Regions from separate parts of the Homo sapiens genome. Here region 1 is linked to region 2. Evidence: read pairs that join two places in POLR2A ChIA-PET (ENCODE). Cell type or tissue: MCF 10A. All regions are shown on one strand. Each heading gives the region's core, and the rest is flanking DNA. Links, peaks and the distances in the headings are about the cores only.

Region 1 (8,000 bases), core at 1-8,000, 74 kb after region 2:
GGGCTGTTGCCCACGCTGGAGTGCAGTGGCATGCTCACAGCTCACTGCAGCCTCAACTTTCTAGGTTCAAGTGATCCTCCCACCTGAGCCTCCCTAGCAGCTGGGACTACAGGTGTGCACAGGACCGGCTAATTTCTTGTAGAGTTGGAGTTTCACCATGTTGCTCAGGCTGGTCTCGAACTCCTGAGCTCAAGCAATCTGCCCGCCTTGGCCTCCCAAAGTGTTGGGATTACAGGCATCAGCCACTGTGCTTGGCCAATGTTCACTCTTACTTTCTGTGCTTACTTCTGGCATGGGTTGGCTGACTACAATTTGAATAGACCCATCTTTCCGTTTCTTTCACCGAAGGCATTTTTTCTGGCTCCTAGATGTTGCTGACCCCCAGGATCCAGTCTTGGCCCTCCACTATTCTTGCTACACTGCTTCTTTGGAAACTCATCTACTCTCAAGTAACTTAATATAATCTTTATGCCAAAGACAGATCCACATCTTTAGTTCTAACTTCTTTTTCAGTTCCACATTTCCTACTTCCTTGCTGGACAGTTTTAATTTGATATTTCATTACCATCTCAAACTCTGTATAACTAAGGCATAAATTTCTCCCTAAATCAGCCTTCTCTGGGCTTTTTTTTTTTTTTTAAATTAACAGTGTTACCATTCTCCAGGTCACACAACATTCAAAAGTGTGTTTTCCTGCCAGGGCATGGTGGCTCCACGTCTGTAATCCCAGCACTTTGGGAGGCCAAGGCAGGCGGATCACCAGGTCAAGAGTTCAAGACCAGCCTGACCAACATGGTGAAACCCCATCTCTACTAAAAATACAAAAATTAGCCGGGCGTGGTGGTGCATGCCTGTAATCCCAGCTACTCAGGAGGCTGAGGCAGGAGAATCGCTTGAACCCAGGAGGCGGAGGTTGCAGTGAGCTGAGATCGTCTCACTGTACTCCAGCCTGGGCAACAGAGCCAGACTCCGTCTCAAAAAAAAAAAAAAAGTGTTTTCCTTCTTCATATTGGTTCTCTGTTATCTAGTCATGAAATCCTGTTGATTCCTCCTTTCCAGTCTCTCTCACCATCACTGTCACCATGACCATCACCACTCCCTTTTTCCTCTGCTGATTTGCAGTTAAAACCCTTATGGATCTCACCCTTAAATCCTTGCAATGGCCTCCTACCTGATCTCTGCCTGCACCACGTCTTCCCAGCAGTCCTATACCGGGGTAATCTTCCTTCAGCTCCTGCTCAGAAACCATCAATAGCTCCCAGCTGACTACTCAACAGAGTCAGCAATCCTGTCTGTTCTACCTTCAAAATAAATCCAAAATCTGACCACTTCTCTCCGCCTCTACTGCTTCCCCTGGTCTGAGTTGCCACTATCTCTGGATTATTATTATTAATATATCATTATTATATTCAATGTATTATCATTATATACTTGCCTCCTGACTGATCTCACCCTGCCTTTGCCTCCCTTCAGTCTAGCCTTAATGAAGCATCTAGAGGGTTCTATTCAACTTAAGTCAGCAGGTCACTCCTCTGCTCAAAGCCCTCTCAAGGCCTCTATTCTCACTCAGATCAAAAGGCTGATTGCCAGCACCCGCAGGTTCTGTCCCTCTGCCCGGGCCCCACTGTCCTCTGACTCATCTCTCAATCTGGCCTCTACCCTTCTGCTCCAGCCCCAAAGCTTTCCCTTCCTGGAATGTTAAGCAGGTCCAGCCTTGGTGCCTTCACATGGTAAGTTCCTTGCCTGGAAGGCTCTTTGCACAGATAAGCTCAAATCCTTCCTACACCTCAGGTCCTTTGTAAAATGTCACCATAAGTATCAGTGAGGACTTCCCTATCTTATCTAGAAGTGTATACAACACTACCCCTCCCCACCCTGTAACCCTCCCCCATCACACACTTCTTGTTCTTCTTTCCTGCTTTTTCTATTTTTCTTCTCAGTACTTATTACCTTTTGACATACCATATATCTTACTTTTCAGTCTTTCAAAGCAGGGATTATCATCTACTTTAGTCCCTACCGTACCCCAGTGCATAGTACAGTTCCTGGTACACAAAATTTCTCAAAAAGTATTAGCTGAATGGCCGAACAATGAGTGAACAAGTGCTCTGTACTCTAGGCAGTCAATACAATATTTATTAAGCACTCACTATGTGGTTAGCATTGCATTAGGCATTGGGGGAATATGGTAGAATTTTAAGAGGTGCTTTCTATTCTTAAGGAGCAAAATCAAACAATGATGTTCTATGCTAAGGGCTAACTGTATGGAATAGCCAATGTTGTAGAGGTTAAAGAGAAATCAATCTCGACCACAGTGGTCGGGAGAAGTAGTTCTTGAACAGAGAAGAGATGACGGCATTCCAAGGGAGGATAATGTAGTAAAGACACAGCGGTAGGAAGGAGCATGGGGCATTCACTCCAAGAGACTGGGCTAATTTCAAGGGAGGAAAAATATTGTAACAAAATGGATGGGAAAGTGAAAAACCAGGCAGAGTCTGAAATTGATAAATGGGAAAAAAAAAATCAATTGACTAGGTGTAGGAGAAGGAAAAGGACAAATTAAAGATGTTTATGCCACTGATATAATGGTCTTCAGGTCTTCAAACCTTTTTGCTGGCATAGCTCCTAGAAGAATTTTGAAAAACTGTATATCCTCCTTTCACATTTTAAAGTTGCCATCTAAACCTTATGTTTTTATTTCTTTATTTTTTTATTTTCTTGAGACAGTACTTCACTCTGTTGCCCAGGCTGGAGTGCAGCGGCACAATCACAGCTCACTGCAGTTTCAACTTCCTGGGTTCAAGTGATCCTCCTGCCTGAGCCTCCCAAGTAGCTAGGACTATAGGTATGTGCCGCCATGCCCCCAAAACAACAGCAAATTATGTGTGTGTGTGTGTGTGTGTGTGTGTGTGTGTGTGTGTGTGTGTGTGTTTCAAGACACAGTCTCACTCTGTTGCCCAGGCTGGAGTGCAGTGGTGCAATCTTGGCTTACTGCAACCTCTGCCTCCCAGGTTCAAGCGATTCTCCTGCCTCAGCCTCCCAGGTAGATGGGATTACAACTGTGTGTCACCATGCATGGCTGATTTTCTTTTCTTTTTTTTTTTTTGAGATGGAGTTTCGCTCTTGTTGCCCAGGCTGGAGTGCAATGGCGTGATCTCGGCTCACCGTAACCTCTGCCTCCTGGGTTCAAGTGATTCTCCTGCCTCAGCCTCCCAAGTAGCTGGGATTACAGGCAGGCGCCACCACACGGGGCTAATTTTGTATTTTTAGTAGAGACAGGATTTCACCATGTTGGTCAGGCTGGTCTCGAACTCCTGACCTCAGGTGATCCTCCTGCCTTAGCTTCCCAAAGTGCTGGGATTACAGGCGAGAGCCACTGCACCTGGCCGCATGGCTGATTTTTGTATTTTTAGTAGAGTAGGGTTTCACCATGTTGGCCAGGCTGGTCTTAAACTCCTGACCTCAAGTGATCTGCCTGCCTCAGCCTCCTAAAGTGCTGGGCATAAGCCACCATCCCTAGTCAGTGTGTGTGTTTTGAGGCAGGGTCTTGCTCTGTCGCAAAGGCTGGAGTGCAATGGCACAGTCATGGCTCACTGCAGCCTTGATCTCCTGGGCTCAAGTGATCTTCCGACCTCAGACCCCTGAGTAGCTGAGACCACAGGAATGTACTACCACATTCAGATAATTTTAAAATTTTTTGTAGAGATGGCATCTTGCTATATTGCCCAGGCTGGTCTTGAACTGCTGGGCTCAAGCAATCCTCCTGCCTCAGCCTCACAAAGTATTGGCATTACAGGTGTGAGCTACTATGTTTGGCCGTGTGTGTGCTTTCTAATGCCTATTGAAGGTGTGTTTTAAGTGCTTATGGCAGATGTCTGCCATGCAATCTAAATGGCAAACCAATCAGCTGGATCAGTCTTACTTACAACACACCTGGCCTGTCCCTCAACTTTTCTATTCTTTCACCAAAATGGAAGTTCCTTATGTTAGAGAACTTACAGAGAAAAGGAAGACAAAGGAAAATAGGAAGGAGAGTTAAGCTCTGCCTGACACTGTCTACTTAAGTGATGGGTAACTGATTAGGTTCAGTGCTTAGAACTTCATATAATGAGATACAAAATCTCATTACTGACCCACTCTGCCAGCTAGAAGAGCACTTGTAGATCATGGACATTTAGGTGGGGATATAGCCACCTTTGATCCTTTCTGTTCACTAGATTAAGCCTTGTTGCTAGTACAGGCAGGAGCCAACATACCTTCCACACTCCAGCAATCCTGTACACCTTGGGCTGAGTCATATGCTGAACAGTTATTCATGAATACAGATTCTTACTTAGAACTGAAGAATTACCTGCTCCAAACCCTTCATTAGGTAGATAAGAGACTAAGGTCCAAAGGGGATAACTGGCATGCCCAAGGTTAACAGAGCAGAGCTCAAATTAGAATCCACATCACCTGATTTCCATTCTACTATTCTTGCCACATGCCTTGGCACTTGGCAGTGACCTGGGAGTGAATCACTAATAACCAGCTGTGTGCTCTTTTAAAGCTACAGCTCTATTATTCTTTGATGTCCAGATAACAATCTATGCTCCAGCACCTGTTTATAGACATAAGCACACCCATTTTTATGTTTGCTTATCCTCCTATTGAAAAATATTTTAAAAGTTCATTTTAATGCTAAATTTAGGTGTACTTTCTTTGTTAATCTAATTCTTGAGCACTCTGCACCCTTCAGCAGTTCATTTCTGAAAGTTACCTCCACCTAAATAGCTCAAGCATTGTGACAGCTGTGATACAGGACTCATGGAAACTGGGACAAGTGATCAAAAATGTCTGAGGGAGGAACAATAGAGGGGACATTTTAAAGGTAAGCTATTGGATAGTTGTTACCTGTGAGAAAGAAAGAAAAAGGGTTAGGTTAAGAAATGTTAGTTTTTTACTCTCTCAACCCAGCCAAACAACCTAAACTTGAACTGTCCCAAAGGCCTACCAAAATTCTTTAATTTCTTCACTTAAGCTGAGTGCTCTTAATAAGCAAGACTTCTGAGGTGTAGTGCTAGTGATTAATGTTATACACACCCGTTGGCTGACTGGTGAAACCTGCTGCAATAACTAAAAATTATTCTATAAAAATGTATAGACAGAGAGAATGTTAAAGCTAAAAGAGGCCGTTGACTCATTTCTTTGTTTTAGTAGAACAGGTGCAACAGATTGAGGCACTTTAAGACATCTAAATGGCTTTACTAGCAAAGATAAAAATCACACTTGCCTGTACTCAGGGAATTTTATCACATTCTAATTCTTTGTAAATCAGTGAATCCCCTGGTGCAACTTCTAGCCAGATTATCTGGGCTTTGGAATCAGAATTATCTAGTTTAAAATTTAGCTCTGCAGCTTGGGCAAATTACTTACATTCTTTTTTTTTTTTTTTTTTTTTGAGACAGAGTCTCGCTCTGTTCCTCAGGCTGGAGTGCAGTAGTGCAGTCTTGGCTCACTGAAACCTCTGCCTCTCAGGTTCAAGCAATTCTCCTGCCTCAGCCTCCCAAGTAGCTGGGACTACAGGCGTGTGCCACCATGCCTGGCTAATTTTTGTATTTTTAGTAGAGATGGGGTTTCACCATGTTGGTCAGGCTGGTCTTGAACTCCTGACCTCTGGTGATCCGCCCGCCTCAGACTCCCAAAGTGCTGGGATTATAGGCGTGAGCCACCGCGCCTGGCCTACTTACATTCGTTAAACCTCAATTTCTTCATCTTTGAAATCGGGAAAATACCAGCCATCTTGCAGGGCATCTTAAAGGTGAAAATATTTGGCCGGGCGCGGTGGCTCATGCCCACCCAGCTCTTTGGGAGGCCGAGACAGGCAGATCACGAGGTCAGGAGATCGAGACCATCCTGGCTAACACAGTGACGCCCCGTCTCTACTAAAAATACAAAAAAAAAGCCGGGGCGTGGTGGCGGATGCCTGTAGTCCCAGCTACTCGGGAGGCTGAGGCAGGAGAATGGCGTGAACCCGGGAGGCAGAGCTTGCAGTGAGCCGAGATCACGCCACTGCACTCCAGCCTGGGAGACAGAGTGAGACTCAGTCTCAAAAAAAAAAAAAAAAAAAGCGAAAATATTTGCAAAAGTAGCATACATGTACTTCCTTCAGGCCACTTAAAATACTTATGCATGTCTAAATATTTTATATAAGCATACCTACACCTAACTTCTTAAAAATTGAGTATTCTTTTTTTGAGACGGCTGTCGCCCAGGCTAGAGTGCAGTGGCGCGATCTCGGCTCACTGCAAGCTCCGCCTCCCGGGTTCACGCCATTCTCCTGCCTCAGCCTCCTGGGTAGCTGGGACTACAGGTGCCCGCCACCACGCCTGGCTAATTTTTTTGTATTTTTAGTGGAGACGGGGTTTCACCGTGTTAGCCAGGATAGTCTCGATCTCCTGACCTCGTGATCTGCCCGCCTCAGCCTCCCAAAGTGCTGGGATTATAGGTGTGAGCCACTGCGCCCGGCCGAAAATTGAGTATTCTTTTAATGGATTTTAAGATATAAAATCTCAGGCTCAGAAATTTGAGCCACCTAGGGGTGAGAAATTTTGGCCTTTGCCCGCTTCGAACTGACTTAACTAAATTAAATCTATAGAAAGTAAAAAATAAAGGTCTGTGAATGTACCCAGTACTCTCAGGAAGAAGCATATTTGCCATGAAGCTAAAAAAGCTTCAGTTTCACTCCCCTTCCAAGGCTCTGGGGGGTGGGGTGGGGGCGGGAGCTAGCAACGTGCTCACATGGTCATATATTTTTGTAAAACTTATAGAAGATATTTTTGTATTCTTTTTCTTAAAGAAGATATCCAAGATTGTATAAGCTTCAGATCCCAGAAATCCTAGATTTAAAAAAAATAATCAACCACCACCCCAACAAAATTAGGCACATGCCTGAAAATTCTGCTGCTACTGCCAGAATTCTGCGGGTAGGGGCTTCATCCAAGGTGTTCCTAATAATAGGCAGAGTCCCCAGATTAGTTCCGGTGAGGCTTTTGGGAGGGGTTATTTGGCGCGGTGTTGGTGTTGGTAGGATCCTGGCTGTGAGGCTGAGGCAGGCCTGAGGAGGGCTGGGGCTGACAGGTAGGCAGAGTTGGCTGGGATGTGAGGTGCAAGGGGTGGTACTTCGGAAACAAACTTTGAAGAGGAGAAGGGGCAGCAAGACTGTGAGTCTGGACTTTGTGATACACTGTCACCCCTAGTTTAGTGTGCCTGGTTAGGGAGAATCAAGCAGCATGGAACCCCTCTTCCTTTTTCACTAACATTTTTCTGTATAGTGGTTGAAACCCAGTGTTAAGAGACTGCATGACATTGGAAAAGAAGGGGAGGAGAAAAAGAGTCCATATGAGGCAAGAACAGAACGCAGCCAGAATTAGGGCAGGCAGGGAAAGGAAGGGAGTGAGATGTGGGAGTCGGGGGGGAGTTGAGGTAACCTGCATTTTATATGCTAGAGCTACGTATTTTAGATGCAGGGGCAACTGTTTCGGTCCAGGAGTGGAAAGGACTGTAGAAGCAATCTAGCACAGCTGTTTCTCACTTGGGAAAACTGAAGCCCTCAGAGGCAGAGGGAGGAATGGGGAGCGGCCAGGCCAGGACAGGACTCAGCCCCCAGTTCCTCTTCTCAGGCGTCCGATTCCTTCTGATCTTTCTCTCCTGCCCTCTCTGTTACTGCTTCCTCCTGTTCTTACCCTTATATACACTTGAAGTTTTATCCCCATTTTTTATGCTTATGGGATTGTACACTTTCTGGTTCTCTCTCAAGTCCAACCAGTATGTGGTAACCTGTCTCTTCCCACTTCATTTGTGGCACTGGTTTGCAGTGGACAAAAGGTCCGTGCTCCTCTTCTAACCTAATCTGGACTGGGTTGCCCAAAGGTTGCCCTGCCACACTGCCAAGTGCCTAATTAGCTGTTTTCTCTCCAACCCCTCCAAACACTTATCATGAGTAATTTCTCTTGTCTTTA
Region 2 (9,272 bases), core at 714-8,713:
AACCAGGGATGATATGAGTGTGACTGGATCTAGCAGAGAACTAGAACATTTCAGTATCTTTGATTGATGAAATTGTGGATGCTGAATGGAGCTGGGACTGATGTGTGAGTAGAAAGAAGGCTGAGGGGGACTGAATTAGCTTCTGCAAGTCTGCCCAGGGCCTTTATCTCAGGATGGAGGCAGTTGGTCGCCATCTTCCTGACACAGAGCGAAAGAAAATCAACATAATTGCAGAATTAAGGATTTGGATTAGCAATGAGGAAGGGCTTGCTGGCAGTGAGAACAGGAAAATGCAAAGCTAGGTTGTGAACCCTTGTTACTGGAAGATTTTTTTTGGGGGGGGGGTGGGGTTGTTTTTTTTGTTTTGTTTTTTTTTTTTGAGACAGAGTTTGACTCTTCTTGCCCAGGCTGGAGTGCAATGGCGCCATCTCGGCTCACCACAACCTCCACCTCCCGGATTCAAGCGATTCTTCTGCCTCAGCCTCCCGAATAGCTGGGATTACAGGCATGTGCCACCATGCCTGGCTAATTTTGTATTTTTAGTAGAGACAGGGGTTTCTCCATGTTGGTCAGGCTGGTCTCCAACTCCTGACCTCAGGTAATCTATCCACCTTGGTCTCCCAAAGTGCTGGGATTACAGGCGTGAGCCACCACGCCTGGCTGGTTTGCTTTTAATTAACTTTTTTTTTTTTTTTTTTTTTTTGTAGAGACAGGGTTTAGCCATGTTGCTCATGGCTGGTCTCAAACTACTGGGCTCAAGTGATCTGCATGCCTCGGCCTCCCAAAGTGCTGGGATTACAGGCATGAGCCACTGTGCCCAGCCTATGGAAGTGGCGTGAGATCTCTGCTCACTGCACGATTCTCTTAGCCTCCCAAGTAGCTGGGATTACAGGCGTGCACCACCATGCCTGGCTAATTTTTGTATTTTTAGTAGAGATGGGGTTTTACTATGTTAGCCAGGGAACTCCTATCCTCAAGTGATCCGTTCACCTCAGTATCCCAAAGTGCTGGGATTACAGGCATGAGCCACTGTGCCTGGCCTCTCCATGTAAGGTTTTATGAAATAAGAATCAGGAGCCAGGCGTGGTGGCTCATGCCTGTAATCCCATTACTTTGGGAAGCCGAGGCAGGAGGACTGCTTGAATCCAGGAGTTCGAGACTGGCCTGGCAATACAGTGAGACCTCATCTCTACAAAAATTTTAAAAATTAGCTGAGTGTGGTGCCACACACCTAAAGTCCCTGCTACTCAGGAGGCTGAGGTGGCAGGATCACTTGATTGGGGAGGTGGAGGTTGCAGTGAGCTGAGATTGTGCCACTGCACTCCAGCCTGGATGACAGAATGAGGCTCTGTCAAAAAAAAAAAAAAAGTTAAGAATCAGTTAGGGCAGGCTTACACTGGGGGGATTTGTCTTAGCAAGGATGAGCAGGTGTAGTTAACCAAGGGCCTGTCCATTTCAGGGAATAAAGGGGCATGTTCCTGCCTGATGTAGAGACCCAGGGAAGATGAACACCTCCCCCCTCCCCACCATGCTCTCTCTGCAGTGGTCTCCATTGAGGACCCATTTGACCAGGATGATTGGGCTGCCTGGTCCAAGTTCACAGCCAATGTAGGGATCCAGATTGTGGGTGATGACCTGACAGTGACCAACCCAAAACGTATTGAGCGGGCAGTGGAAGAAAAGGCCTGCAACTGTCTGCTGCTCAAGGTCAACCAGATCGGCTCGGTCACTGAAGCCATCCAAGCGTGAGTGACTTCTGGCCCTCTCCTGTGTGGTCCTCGTTTCTATAAGACTCCTTTTGCAAGTGCTCCAGCCTAATTCTACCCAGGGGTGCCAAAGAGAGCGGGGAACCTGGAATCATCCTCACAGTTCTCTCACCTCTGCCCCTCCACCCCTGATTCTCTGCTCCCCTCCCAGATAGCTTTCCCCTAGATGTTTCCTGACATAGACCAAGGTTGGGGCTGGGAAGAGAGTGCCCAGTGTGAGAGCTGGAGAATCAGTGCTGTGTGTGGATACAGGTGCAAGCTGGCCCAGGAGAATGGCTGGGGGGTCATGGTGAGTCATCGCTCAGGAGAGACTGAGGACACATTCATTGCTGACCTGGTGGTGGGGCTGTGCACAGGCCAGGTGAGTGAGGCAGCCTGGTGAGTGAAGAGAACTCTCTGTGGGATTGGTATTTCTAGCTCACCCACCTGGTCTCTCCTTCCAGGTGTTTGAGGGTGTCAGGGGAGTTTCAGGAGAGCAGAAGTTTCCTTTCAGGGGTGAGAGGGCAGTCACTGAGCTGCAAATCCTTTGAAATGTTTCAGATCAAGACTGGTGCCCCGTGCCGTTCTGAACGTCTGGCTAAATACAACCAGCTCATGAGGTGAGGGTCCCTGGGGTGGGAGCCCCTGGCCCAGATGGCTAAAGGCCCCATTTGCCTGCCAGACCATCTGTAGCACCAAGGGCCTGGATAACAGTCCATTTCCTGGATAACAGTCCAACAGATAATATTGGTTTTTGCTTCCTGGGTTTATTGATGGCCTGATTGACAAATCCCAGAGATCACATGGGAAAGCCAGGGAATGCTAAGCCTTGGGGCAGGACACAAAAGCAGGTGGTGTGGGGGTGGTTGGAGTCTGGGGGACCCCTAGAGAGAGAAGCAGGATCCTCCTGCATCCCTGACCACTTCCTTTGTGGTTCATCTCTCTCAGAATTGAGGAAGAGCTGGGGGATGAAGCTCGCTTTGCCGGACATAACTTCCGTAATCCCAGTGTGCTGTGATTCCTCTGCTTGCCTGGAGACGTGGAACCTCTGTCTCATCCTCCTGGAACCTTGCTGTCCTGATCTGTGATAGTTCACCCCCTGAGATCCCCTGAGCCCCAGGGTGCCCAGAACTTCCCTGATTGACCTGCTCCGCTGCTCCTTGGCTTACCTGACCTCTTGCTGTCTCTGCTCGCCCTCCTTTCTGTGCCCTACTCATTGGGGTTCCGCACTTTCCACTTCTTCCTTTCTCTTTCTCTCTTCCCTCAGAAACTAGAAATGTGAATGAGGATTATTATAAAAGGGGGTCCGTGGAAGAATGATCAGCATCTGTGATGGGAGCGTCAGGGTTGGTGTGCTGAGGTGTTAGAGAGGGACCATGTGTCACTTGTGCTTTGCTCTTGTCCCACGTGTCTTCCACTTTGCATATGAGCCGTGAACTGTGCATAGTGCTGGGATGGAGGGGAGTGTTGGGCATGTGATCACGCCTGGCTAATAAGGCTTTAGTGTATTTATTTATTTATTTATTTTATTTGTTTTTCATTCATCCCATTAATCATTTCCCCATAACTCAATGGCCTAAAACTGGCCTGACTTGGGGGAACGATGTGTCTGTATTTCATGTGGCTGTAGATCCCAAGATGACTGGGGTGGGAGGTCTTGCTAGAATGGGAAGGGTCATAGAAAGGGCCTTGACATCAGTTCCTTTGTGTGTACTCACTGAAGCCTGCGTTGGTCCAGAGCGGAGGCTGTGTGCCTGGGGGAGTTTTCCTCTATACATCTCTCCCCAACCCTAGGTTCCCTGTTCTTCCTCCAGCTGCACCAGAGCAACCTCTCACTCCCCATGCCACGTTCCACAGTTGCCACCACCTCTGTGGCATTGAAATGAGCACCTCCATTAAAGTCTGAATCAGTGCACTGTTGTGTCTAAGGAGTCTTACTCTAGTCCCTATGAGGGGAGAGAAGATGGAGCACCTGGAAGCTGGTGAAACTGGATAGCAGAGCTGGGGGGGCACAAAAAGAGGAAGACAAACTGAACAAATATGGCCGAGATGATGGCACTGCCTACCCCATTCTGGCTAGGTGGGGTGCATGTGGCCCCTGCTTTCTTAGCAGAAGGCTTGGCTCCCAGACGCAGGTGAATTAAGGGGTTCAAGAGCCCCTAAAAGCATAAAATATTTTGTGTGTGTGTGTGTGTGCACGCGCATTTTGGGGGAAAGGGGGTCTAAGGTGTTTTCATATCCAAAGGGCTTGTGGACTGGAGCAGCTCCTGTACTGGGCCTCTGCCAACAAAACCCTGGCTGGTTCTCGAATGGAACAGGACTTCATGGCCATCACCCACTGCAAGATGGGGAAATGGGAAGGAAGAATGGTTCCGGGGGTAGTATACGGAAGGACCTAAGGAAACAGAGTCCTCAATAAACTGAAGATTCAGGAACAAAAGTGCTTAACAGAACCCTGGCTGGGTCAGACTAACAGTAGGTTTCCAATATGTGGCTAGAGACGTACTACTCCTTAGCTATAACTCGTTAACTCTTATGGGGCCTCAGCGTTGAGATGCTCATTCTAGGTACCCCCGAGGGGGACAAATCCCTTCCTAGTGGCTCGGATGCAAGGTTGCGTCCCACAGATAGGGTTTGCACATGGGAGATCTAACCACTAGAGGGAGTCAGAGTTTTGCAGGACGCCATACTGGACGCCAAGTGGGAGGAACTTCAAGGCTGTCCCCTGCGGGCCTCCCGCTCTGCTTCTGCGAAGGTCTGGTCCTGGCTCCCTCTGCCATCCTGCCCAGCTCCAAGGCTAAAATAGGTTCTAGTTCTGTATGGGTAGGGCCCATTTCTTTTCTTGCCCTCCTTCCCGGGTCCCTGACACCTCAGCCATTTTCAGTTCAAAGAGCCTCATGCCCCCTTTCCATTTCTGTGCCTTTTAGTTTCAGTGTGGGCATCTCATCTTTCCCTTTTCTCCTGGCGACCCTTTATGCCTCCCTTGGGGTTTCCTGTACTTTCCTCTGTGCCTCTCAGTTTTCTCTGGGGTCCCTGATACCCATCTTACCTTAGTAACTCCCAGACTGACCAGGACTATCCTAGTTTGAGCCTAGTTCCTAGCCTCTGTCCTTTCTTTCATCCCTCCTCACCAGGTCGCCTTCTCTGACAGTCTGGCCCCCCAACCCCCAAAGTATCGGGGTTGGATTGGGTTACAGCTAGCTCTGCCTGGGCCTCCCAGGCCCTTCTCTCCACTTTCCCTTTGTGCCGTTGCCTGGAGACCAATGGGTTGTGGGGGGCTGAGCCAGAGAGGGAGCTGGGGTGAGGGATGGCTGGGGCTGTGTGTGTGCGTGTGCGTGTGTGTGTGTGTGTGTGTGTGTGAGAGAGAGAGAGAGAGATGTCCCCTGCAGCTGGACTATAAGCCTGGCCCTCAGGTAGGGGAGGAATGGGAGAGGGTAGACAATGGTTTCTTTTGTGACTCTCACCATCCCCTATCCCCACATATGCCTAAATTTTTCTTTTAGTATCCATTGTAGCCCATTCCTTAGTGATTAAAAAACAAGGGAGAAGAGCTCAGCCTGGAAGGGATTTGGAAAGGGCTTGAGCCAAGGCCCAGTGGGAGACTGAACTGAGTGGTACAGAAAGAGAGGAAATGCCATGGGGAGAGAGGGTGAGAGGGAAAGGGGGAGCCCTGGAACAAAGTCAGGGGTGGGGAGGAGCAGCAGCTACCCTAGAGCAAGAGGAAGGGAGTCGGGGTGCACAGGGAGACAGGGAGCTGGCCTGGTCTCAGGGAGGCCCTGGGAGGAAGGTGTGCTTGGAGTGGTAAAGTGAGTGCCAACCAATTCAAGGGACTTCAGAGTGATGACTCATTCCCAGGCCAAGGAAGTGTTCCTGTTCCTGCGCCCAGTTCCCCAGTGCTCTGGAATCTTGTTTAGAGCTTTTGAGTATTCCCAGAACTTTGTTGAATCTGGCCCAAGGAATTGTGAGACAAAAATCTACTGAGCTGCTCCAGAGCTAACCTCCTTCCTTCCCTGAAGGCAGGTGGGATCTTGCCAATTCAGGGCCCACCCTTAGCCTCCAGCAAGACTGGCCCCACAAGTACCCGACCCCCACCCCAAATCTGGAGCTCTACTGAGGGCTCCTAATCCACACTCCAGCTCCAGCTCTTCCGGCTTGCCAGCCTGCCTCCCTCCCATTCTCTGGCCTTCCCAATTTCTGCTGCCAAAAATCACCCTGTGTCCTTTGTCCTGGGAGATGTTGCCGCTTGGTGGAGGGCCAGGAGGGAGCCCAGGAGAAGGAACTGGTGGTGGGCTGGCGGAGGTGCTGGCTTCACGGCCGGGAGCAGACTGACTGCCAGAGGCTACCTGGAGAGCAGGGGAGGGAGAGGAAGGGTTGGGAGGAGCCTGCAGTCTGTGGTGGGGACTGTCTCCACCTTAGAACAAGTGGGATTGAGCAACAAGGATACCCAGGGATTTGGGTCCACATTAAGCCCAGTCTTCACCCGACTGCTTCCCTGTGACCCAGGGGATCTTTAGTGATGACTTTCAACAGATTTGAGAAGGAAAATGGAGATGCCACTAGATGGAAGGCCTGAGGATGGTGTCTCACTCCTCCAAGCTGTATCCCTTACCTATCTACCCATGAGCTTGCCAGCAACCTCCCCCCGCTCCCACATCTGTCATTTCCTTTAACTGCCCTCGTTTCCCATCTCCATTTTTTCTTTTTTTTTTTGAGACGGCGTCTCGCTCTGTCTCCCAGGCTGGAGTGCAGTGGCGCGATCTCTGCTTGCTGAAACCTTTGCCTCCCAGGTTCAAGGATTCTCCTGCCTCAGCCTCTGAGTAGCTGGGATTACAGGCATGCGCCACCACACCCGGCTAATTTTTGTATTTTTAGTAGAGACGGGGTTTCGCCATGTTGGCCAGGCTGGTCTTGAACTCCTGACAAGTGACCCACCCGACTCAGCCTCCGAAAGTGCTGAGATTACAGGCGTGAGCCCCCGCACCGGCCCCATCTCCATTTTCTTTTCCCATCCATGATCTTTCCTCTTCCATACTGCCGCCAGCCATAGGCCTTGTTCAGCTTACATTTCCTTCCAATCTTCTTATCCCCCTCTTCCCCATTCTGCCCGCCCAAGTAAACCCTCCTCGGCTCTACTGGGAGCCCCCACCCCCAGGATCCAGCCAGCCCGGTGTCTCCCACCCTTCTTTCCCATCCAGAGCCCTCCTTTCTCACCCAGAACCTATTTTCCCTAGAATTGGCACCTGGGCCCACCTCGTTCATCCCTTCTTAAGGTTCCTCACGCGTTCCCTCCTCTCTCTCCTCACTGACGTTTCCTCTGGACTTCTCTCTCTCCAGCATTCCTTCATCCCCCCACCCCCAATTCTTATATTTATGACTCTTTTGTCAACACTAATCACCCCCAAAAGCTTTACTTTTTCCAGAAGCCCCATCTTTCTATATATGTCATCTTTTCAATTTTTCTCTCTCCTTATGACCCCAAACTTCCATCCCATTCTCTCTGATAATAGCCCCCAAACCCGTCTGGCTCCATCTCTGCCACAGATCCCTCACCCCAAGCTTCTCTCACTTCTCACCAGGCACCCACAAAGCCCCCAGGCAGCTCCATCTTTCCAATCCAATCCCATTATCCCAATCTCTACCCCAGGATCCCCCAAACTCCTCCCACTTCACCTCTGCCACAGACCCGCTCGCCCCCAAACTTCAGCCTCCCCTCATCTGCCCTCACCACCCACAGCCCCTCCTACCTAGCCCTCTCCCGCGCCGGGCCCGCGGGCTCCCCACATTCCGCCACGGCTAGCCCTCCCCGCGCCCCGGCCCCCTCGGCCTCGGCCTCGGCCAACTCGCGCTGCGCCTCCCCCTCTCCGGCTCCCCCTCTCTCCCCCCTCGCGGCTTGCCTCGCGCTCCCTCCCTCGCGTCTCCCTCCTGGCCCCTCTCTCCTCCGTTCCTCCGCGCTCCCTCCTTCTCCCTCTTCCTCCCTTCTCCCATCCCCCTCTCCCAGGCTCCCTCCCTTCGCCGTCCGCTTTCCTGTGCGAGTCGCCGGACGCACCGCCCAGCCCGTCCGCAGCCCCGCGCCGGGTCGGGGCCTCGGGCCGGGCCATTTCGGAGGGACCGCGGCTTCGGGGAGGGGCTAGGAGGGGGGAGAGGGAGCCGACTGCCGGGGAAGGGGCGGGGGCCGCGGGCGAGGCGGCCGAGGGGCCCGGGATCGCGCGGGTGCGGGCTGCGCTAGGCGGGCGCGGGCGGCGGCGGGTCGGAACCGCGCCGAGGGCCGGGCGGGCCGCGGGGCCGGGCGGCGCGGCGGGGGCGGGCGGCGCGGCCCGGGGCATTCCGGGCGGCCAGGGGGAGGCGGCGAGCCCGGGGAGGTGGGGAGCAGAGCGGGGATCGGGGTTTGCTCCGGGGGCCGGCGGGCGATTGGGGCCAGGCGGGGAAAAGGGGGGATGGGGGCCGCCCTCCGGGGGGGTCGGGGCCGCCGCCGCCGTCGTCGCGGCGGCGACTGAGGCCGAGAAGAGGAGAGGGGGGCGGGGGAGCTGCCGCCGCCGCCCCCCAGAGGCGCCGGAGCCCGGAATCCCGCTCGGAGCCAGCCAGCCGTCCCGAGCTACCAGCAGGTAAGGTCTGCGGCCGCCTGGGCCCCGGGCCCGCGGGGTTCTGTCCCGCCCGGGCTCCGGCCTGCGGCTCCCCACCCCCACCCCTCCCAGTTCCCCCTCCTGCCGCCGCCGCCTCCATTTGTTATTTTCCCAATCCCGTCCCCCCACTGCGGGCTCTGCCTGGCCTGAGGGCCGGGGGCTCAGGGGGTGGGGCCCGCCGAGGAGAGTCGGGGGCCAGGGTTTCGGGAGGATCGGGAAGGTGGGGAAGGAGGGAGGGTCTCCGGAGGAGGCCTGTGGGGCCAGAGGGTATCCGGGACCCGCAGACTCAAAAGAGGAGGAACATCGAGGCCGGGGTTGGCGGAGGAAAACGGGGGATGCTGTGAGTGGGGTTCCGGGCGAAGGCAGAATGGATAGGAGAGATGGCAGCGAGGTGGGGCATGAAGCCTCCAGGAAAAAGCTCCAAAGGACCAGAACACGGGTTCCGGAGCCTGGGGTTGGGGGCTTTAGGAATAGACGGGAAGTGGGAAACGGGAAAGGGGTGTGGTAGGTGGAAAGAGGGATTGTGGCTGATGAACCTGGGGGAGACGGAGGCTTGGGCAAAGAGAGGTCCATTTTTGAGAAGAGCCGGAGGTTTTCCAGCGTGGAAGAGGGAAGGCCATGTCTTTGTGACGGTTTTCATTCCCCTACTGCAGGTCACCTCTGACCCTGTTTTCCCTATCCCAGACATAGTTATTTCTTGGAGAGGGCACTGGGGCCCAGTAGTGTGGGTTATCCCAAAACTAGTGAGGAGGAAAACAGGAACACAGAAGGGGGAGTTGGGAAGAAAGGGGTTCTGGGAGGATGGAAATGGAGAATTGAGCAACCTTACAGGCACTCCAGGCAAGTTGCGACCTCCACCCTCCACCCTCCAATTTCCGGAGCGTCCGCTGCCCCTGGAGCTGTGATC

The links. Peaks named below come from ENCODE experiments on the same cell type or tissue, not always from the same donor. Only the 100,000 strongest peaks of a DNase experiment are listed, where the experiment ranks them.
Region 1: POLR2A ChIA-PET joins it to region 2 with 11 read pairs; 5 of 35 experiments call an interaction of 5 or more read pairs at or near these places.

The regions. Positions count from the first base shown.
Region 1 is chr12:6,994,498-7,002,497 of GRCh38, forward strand. The region is part of intron 1 of LPCAT3 (lysophosphatidylcholine acyltransferase 3); the gene reads right to left. It also overlaps a transcript of EMG1 not described here. Among named protein-coding and RNA genes, the nearest start is that of LPCAT3, 20 kb to the right of the region's middle. In MCF 10A, for the core only: no CTCF peak of the experiment used is centred there; DNase peaks (open chromatin) are centred at 1,644 and 4,494.
Region 2 is chr12:6,920,038-6,929,309 of GRCh38, forward strand. ENO2 (enolase 2) reads left to right here. Exons shown (of 12, transcript NM_001975.3): 9 at 1,544-1,745; 10 at 2,019-2,127; 11 at 2,307-2,365; 12 at 2,694-3,660. The coding sequence ends at 2,763. It overlaps ATN1 (atrophin 1), which reads left to right and starts at 7,922. Exons shown (of 10, transcript NM_001940.4): 1 at 7,922-8,347. LOC124902868 (a long non-coding RNA gene) reads right to left here and starts at 7,659. Exons shown (of 2, transcript XR_007063194.1): 1 at 7,490-7,659; 2 at 2,493-6,088. RefSeq lists enhancers at 2,295-2,384, 4,406-5,106, 5,807-6,506 and silencers at 7,531-7,580, 7,761-7,920. In MCF 10A, for the core only: a CTCF peak has its summit at 4,394 (motif pointing right); DNase peaks (open chromatin) are centred at 4,434, 5,614, 5,974 and 7,714.